Linked DNA regions of Mus musculus: region 1 is linked to region 2. The links are chromatin loops, found by intact Hi-C in ENCODE. Cell type or tissue: heart. All regions are shown on one strand. Each heading gives the region's core, and the rest is flanking DNA. Links, peaks and the distances in the headings are about the cores only. Region 1 has its middle 4.3 kb from the start of Asic4. Region 2 overlaps Slc4a3 (solute carrier family 4 (anion exchanger), member 3).

The links. A loop is a pair of places that touch in the nucleus more often than their neighbours do. Peaks named below come from ENCODE experiments on the same cell type or tissue, not always from the same donor. Only the 100,000 strongest peaks of a DNase experiment are listed, where the experiment ranks them.
Region 1: it touches region 2 in a loop (7-fold over the local background); 1 of 42 quality-filtered maps calls a loop at or near these places.

What each region holds. Positions count from the first base shown.
Region 1 is chr1:75,444,801-75,447,702 of GRCm38, reverse strand. No RefSeq gene overlaps it. Among named protein-coding and RNA genes, the nearest start is that of Asic4, 4.3 kb to the left of the region's middle. In heart, for the core only: a CTCF peak has its summit at 1,799; a DNase peak (open chromatin) is centred at 1,802; H3K4me3 peaks cover 2,474 bases; H3K27ac peaks cover 2,500 bases; H3K27me3 peaks cover 1,552 bases.
Region 2 is chr1:75,558,513-75,561,389 of GRCm38, reverse strand. Slc4a3 (solute carrier family 4 (anion exchanger), member 3) reads right to left here. Exons shown (of 23, transcript NM_001357150.1): 23 at 2,307-2,577. The coding sequence ends at 2,500. Among named protein-coding and RNA genes, the nearest start is that of Slc4a3, 13 kb to the right of the region's middle. In heart, for the core only: a CTCF peak has its summit at 1,681 (motif pointing right); DNase peaks (open chromatin) are centred at 1,679 and 2,419; H3K4me3 peaks cover 732 bases; H3K27ac peaks cover 1,425 bases.

The sequences.
Region 1 (2,902 bases), core at 272-2,771, 110 kb after region 2:
GGCGGCTAGGGAATACGGAGTTTGGAGTGTGGGGAGGGGCTACCATTCAGGCAGAATGTGAGCCCCCACTCAGACTGCTCTGCCCTCCAGTTATCCCCATTTCCCAGATTTGTTCATAGCCCAGTTCTCCCCACCCTGGGATTTGAGTTAGGCTTCCGGAAACTGGGAAAGAGAAGGTTATTGAGAGAGGTAAAGGTCAGAGTACATTGGGCTAGGCAAACTGGGAAAGGGGTGGAGTCAACAGGGTGGGCAGGATGGGTTAGTCAGAGGTATTGGGAGGATGCTTGGAAGTTTTACTTGAGCAAAATGACTCCAAAGGGAGACCCGAGACTCCCTGGGCAGAACCTGAGAGGTTTCCCAGGGAGCCTCTTCACAGCCCAGGGACTCCCCCCACTCCCCACAAAGGAAGCCTTTTCTGTTCTTTCCTGTCCTGTGGGGGCTCCTGACTCCCCTGGCTGGCTGGCTATCTTCATAAACTATACAACCTTTGAACTCCTAAGGAGCATTCTATAGATCCAGTCCCCAGTCTCCAGATCCCAAGGGCCACTTCCTTGACCCACCCCAGCTCAGAATTCTGGACCTGGTGCTGACCAGGGGGTGGGAAGCTAGCGTGGGGCAGACGTGAGCAGGAAGGGACAGGGATGGAGGGGTGTGCCTGGCCTGGCCAGGCCTGGCTGGCGAGCGAGCAGCAGTGACAAACGGGCTGTGCGGGGGCCGAGGGGCGGGGGGCGGACGGCGGCTGATTTATCTGGGTTATTTATGCCACGGACGAGGCAGGAGAAGCGGTTAATGAGAGTCCCGGCCAAGGGGGGATGGGAAGGACCGGACGTGATCTGAGGCAACTGAAGAGGGTTAGCATCCCACCGCCAGGCCCTGCCCCCACTGTCACCGGTACTCTCTGCACCCCGACAGGGCCCTCCCGGGGCTATCCCAGGGAAGCATCCACTCCTCTGTCAGGCATCTATTCCTATTTGGGTATTCTCAAGCGGAGGTCATTGGTCACCAAGAATGAAGAGGGTGGGATTCAAGCTTAGGGAAATCCTGGAGGAACTAGGGAGGGGATGTGGAAAGGGAGGACAGGAAGAAAGATACATCCTGACTGGCTAGAAACAGACAAGTTTGAGGGGTCAGTGGAGAGGGCTGAGGTAGAAGAGGGAGGGTGGGAGTAGGTAGGCACCCCACAGACCCTAAGCAGATGCCAGAGAGAGGGCAAAGGGCCTCTAGGCACTCATCCCTGGTGTCAGACAGGGAGCCCTGAGATGGGGGTCTGAGTGACAGAGAGGCTAGGCAGGAGGTGGCGCTGGTCAGAGAGCAGAGAGAGCAGGAAGGAGGGAGAGAAGATCCCGAGAAGGAGGGGGAGAGGGCTTTGCAGCAGCGAAAGCTGCTGGGAGCAGATAAGGCAGCACGGCAGCAGGAGGGATTAAAGCTCCGAGGGGCATGGGGGGGTGGGGGGTTGTTGCCGAGTGGGATGATGGGAGGGGGCAGGGAGGAGAGGGTTGAGGGCAAGACACCCGGCCGCAGAGACGAGCAGAGAAAGGAGAGCTTTGAGGAGGCAGGTTTAATCAGGGGCTATTAACTAGGAGAGGAGAAAGAAGAAAACTCTTGATCATTCGTTCTGGGAAGGAGGACTTTTCTGTCTACACCCCACACATGCCTGGGGTGGCAAAACTAAGCCAAGCGATGAACTGGGGAGGATAGAGGACTGCCGAATAATAGGGTTGGCAGAGGCTGGCCCCAGGAGCCGCTCAGAACGGATCTGGAGATACCGAGGGCACACAGCGCCTCCTCGCGGCGGTCAGTGGAACACAGGCGCGTCAAAGGAATAGGTCACTGATGCTCAGTCCACTGGGGTAGACACCCCACCTGACTAGGGGTAGGCCTCCTTATGGGGAGGGGTACAGTCTTGGAAAAGAGTAAGTTGCTACCCAGGGTGGGCTCCCAAGGCGTCCCTTACCATCCCTTGACCTACCAGAAGGTGTTCTTGGTGCCAATGAAACCCCTTGCTCCCCTAAATCTAGCCTAGGACAGTTCAGAGATGGCTTGGTGACAGAAGGCAGCCTTAGTGGGAAGAGAGGAAAGAAGAGGGGGGTGCGGGAGGGGAGCGGAGGTGGCAGGCGGGGCTGGGTAATTGCGTGTTTGCCAGTTCTCAGTCTCTGCACACAGGGAGCGTGTGTTGGTGGGTGTTGCTTCCCTTTGAGGAGTGTCTGTTGGCAGAGGTGTCAGTGTGTCTATCTCAGGGGTCTGGGCTCTCCTTGGTTCCCACCCCCTTTGTGTTTTGGGGAGCATGGCTCTGGGCACACCCAGCTGTGTTCCGTGCTGATGCGGCAGATGTGGCGGGCCCCAGCTGTGCCTGCTTCCCAGAGAGGGGGAGGAGGCTGCAATCTGCTCCCCCATAATGGCTGCTAAATGCCAGGGGGAGGGACTAAGATGGAGGTAGGATTGGGACCTGGGCAACCCCAGCAGGACATGAGTGAGAGAGGGCACTGCTCCCCCCACACAACCCCACTCTGACCAGTCCCTCCCCAACACTAGCCAGCATTCTTGGCTCTCTATCTCGATTGCTCCTGAAGCCCATCCAAATTTTTCTCCATACTCAGTCCCTGTCCTCAGCTCTCCTCCCCTGTCACCCCATCCAGCTTGATGCCAGGGACCCAACCCCCCCTCCCCGGCCCCCAGCTCGCTCCCCTTCGCTGATTTTACAGAATAATCTTTTTATGGAAACTGGGAGGAAAAAAAAAGCACTAATGGCTGGGAGCACACCCCTCCCCCGCATCCCTCCCCCTGCTCACTGCCACCCCACTTCCACCCCAGTTCCTTCTGGCTTCTCCCTTCTCAAACCCACCCCTGAACCAGTACCCTCCTACACCTATATCTCCATGAGGCTAATGAAGGTTGGGTGCAC
Region 2 (2,877 bases), core at 378-2,877:
AACTGAAGTAGGATCCCACAAAGTTCACTCTGGGGAACCCGCCTGAGTTTATTGGTCACAGGGTACAAGCTGGCAAGGAACCCAGCATGGAGGATGGCTTTCCCATACATAGGCAAATAAACAAAGCACCCTTCTGTTAGCCTTTCCCAGCAGACATACTCTCCCTGCTAGAGACCTAGCATCTCCCAATACCTTGAGGTTGGGCCCCCTGAACACACTAAGCACAATCAAGGCAGAACTGCACACAGATGGCTTTGAGAAGAGGTTACAGTCTCTAATGACCTTGCCCAAACGCTGTTCTGAGGAAAGGTCAACGGCCCACAGGCCTCTCCTGTTGGTTTCTTGCAAGCAGGTACAACTCATCTGATCATGGCAGCTGGTTTTTTTTTGGGGGGGGCATACTCCAGAACACCTGCCTTATAATACCCATTCCCCCTCAAGCTATGCCATAGGAACAGAACACCTCTCTACTGATGTCCCGCTATGCTTTTTTTTTTTTTTTTTTTTTAATGTTCTCAAAGGTCCCAGGCCCTTGAGAGGATATGGCGCCAAAGGCTCAGTCAAGGAATGGTCAGTTGAAACATGGGACTTTGGGATAAATTCCAAATGTCCTCTAATGACATTCAGTCTAGTCACCCAGGCCCAAGCCTGGATGTATGTCATGGTCTCGACATCCTGTCTCTTACAGAATCATCCTAGTCTCCACTCCGCTCCCTAGCAGCACCCTTCCTGGTGACATTTAGAGCTGTGGAAAAAGCCCTGCCCAGGGCCCCACCCCAGAATTGCATCTTCTGCGAGGTTCCTCCTAAACTTCAGCCCATCCCCTATAGCTCCAGTATCCTCGTGTTATCCATTTCATATTGGTTGTTATGGCAACCCGACTCAACTTTCATATTGTTCTCACCTTTTGTTCTGAGGCCAGAGAGTCTCCTCACTTCACTGGATATCACCTGCTACTAACCCCGACTAAGATCTCCACGTGGATCCTCTTCTCACTTGCAGGAGAGGGCTCCTGGGAAAAGCAGGCTCCTTCATGGAGTTGTAAAGGAATCCCCACAACAGAAGAGCAAGCCAGCAGCCAATACCCAGAAAGGATTCCAGGCTCTCCCAGAAGCCTGTCGGCCAAGCCTAACTGTGATAAGGTCGGACCCTCTGTGAGACCTGCTCCACGCCTGCCTGTGATCTAGGCTTTACATCTGACCTTTGTTTTGATCCCTGGCAGAGTAATTTTACATTCAACCTTGGCATGGCCCATCTACCAAGTCTTTTGTGTTCAAATAGGCTAGACGAGCCAGTCAAAGGCATGACAGCATCAGAGAGCAAAGATGGGTGGGCAGCTGGGATGAAATGCTTAAAACGTGATGATAGCCCGGTTACTGTTGTCTCGGTTCTGCTCTGACTTAGGAAAACAGCAAACATCTCTGTGTCCCCTGCCTGCCCCAGGCGCCAGCTGTAGGCCTGAACCATGGCAGAAAAGGAGAGGTCAAATCGGATAAAGATAGGAATGCAGAACCAGCTCCAGAGGGAAAGGATTATGTGATGCCAAGGCATCATTAACCCTGGATGCTTGGTGCCGCAGACCTCCATGAACCTCCCAGAATCCTTTGGAACCCGCTTAAATGAAACCTGGGATTAAATCGGATCCGCCAGGTGGCAGCCTTCCCCTTGCTCTGCCGACAGAGCCTACAGTGCGCAAAAACCACCACCAGAGGGCTACACACGGCCGGCAGGCTCCAGACAGCTGGTTACCTAGCAACTGTGACGCAACGGGTCCTGTTTCCACCCCCCTCAAGGCCTCCTAGGTTATTTCTGGCAAAACAGACTGTTGCACAAGGAGTGGCTTCAGGAATCCTAGAACCCTTCCCACTTAAGCCAGAAGGATCTAAAATGGTCCAGCGGGCCCCCAACCCCGCGCCATCCTGGCGTCTAAGGGGCTGAGCCGCTACCTCTGCTTCCCAGATGCATTTCCCGTGCAGCTTTGTAGCCCCACAGGACTGAAGTCACCCTGATTTCCCTGGTGGCTAAAGGGAAGCAGTGCCTCCTTATCCCCTCCAGGGCTAGATTAATGGGCATGTGACCCTCAGTAGACCTTGAACTTTCTGTTCTTCTGCTATACTGAAGGGAGCTAAAGAAGGGAACAGCAAAACCCAGCTTGGATTTTCAGTAGTCTTGAATCTACCCCTCCCCTCAAGCCCTCTCTGTCCCCTGCTTCAAATCTCTTCCAGTTTGGATGGCCCTGGTAACACTTCAGGTAGGTAAATGTGGCCTGACAAGCCACAAGCGGCACCAAGAAAATGAGGCAGACACAAGACACGGAGTGTGTTGTAATGACTTCAAAGCCGGTGCCGTCTGGGCTGTGAAAGTCAAGGGGCCACTGGCCTGGCATGGGCAGTGACTCCAGGCACATCCCTGGGTCTGAGGAATGCCTGGCCCTGGTGCTGGGTTCCTAGGGTCTGTGAATCGCCAAGGTGGGGTCTCGGAGGGGCACCATCCTGCAGGTCACACAGGCATGTGCAGCTCGTTGTACTCGTCCTGACCATCCTCGTCAAAGTTCGGCTCCGCATCTTCAGAGTCCAGCTGCAGAAGAGAGCACGGGGTTGGGAAAGGCAGGGGGACAGACAAACGTTTCTCCTGTTCCTTACATCCTCTTCTCAACACCTATTCTCTCTCCAGGACCCCAGCTTGAAGTACTTCCCTGCCTCAAACCTTCATTTCCAAATCACCCAGAATGCCCAAATGGACTAGTACAATACCAACAGTGACACAGGATGCGTATGCTTAGGATCCTGGGATCCTGGCGCCTCTGTGCCCCATATCTGAGCTGAAAGAATTGCAAAATTCGGACTGTGAGGTGACTCAGCAGATAAAGGTGCTTGC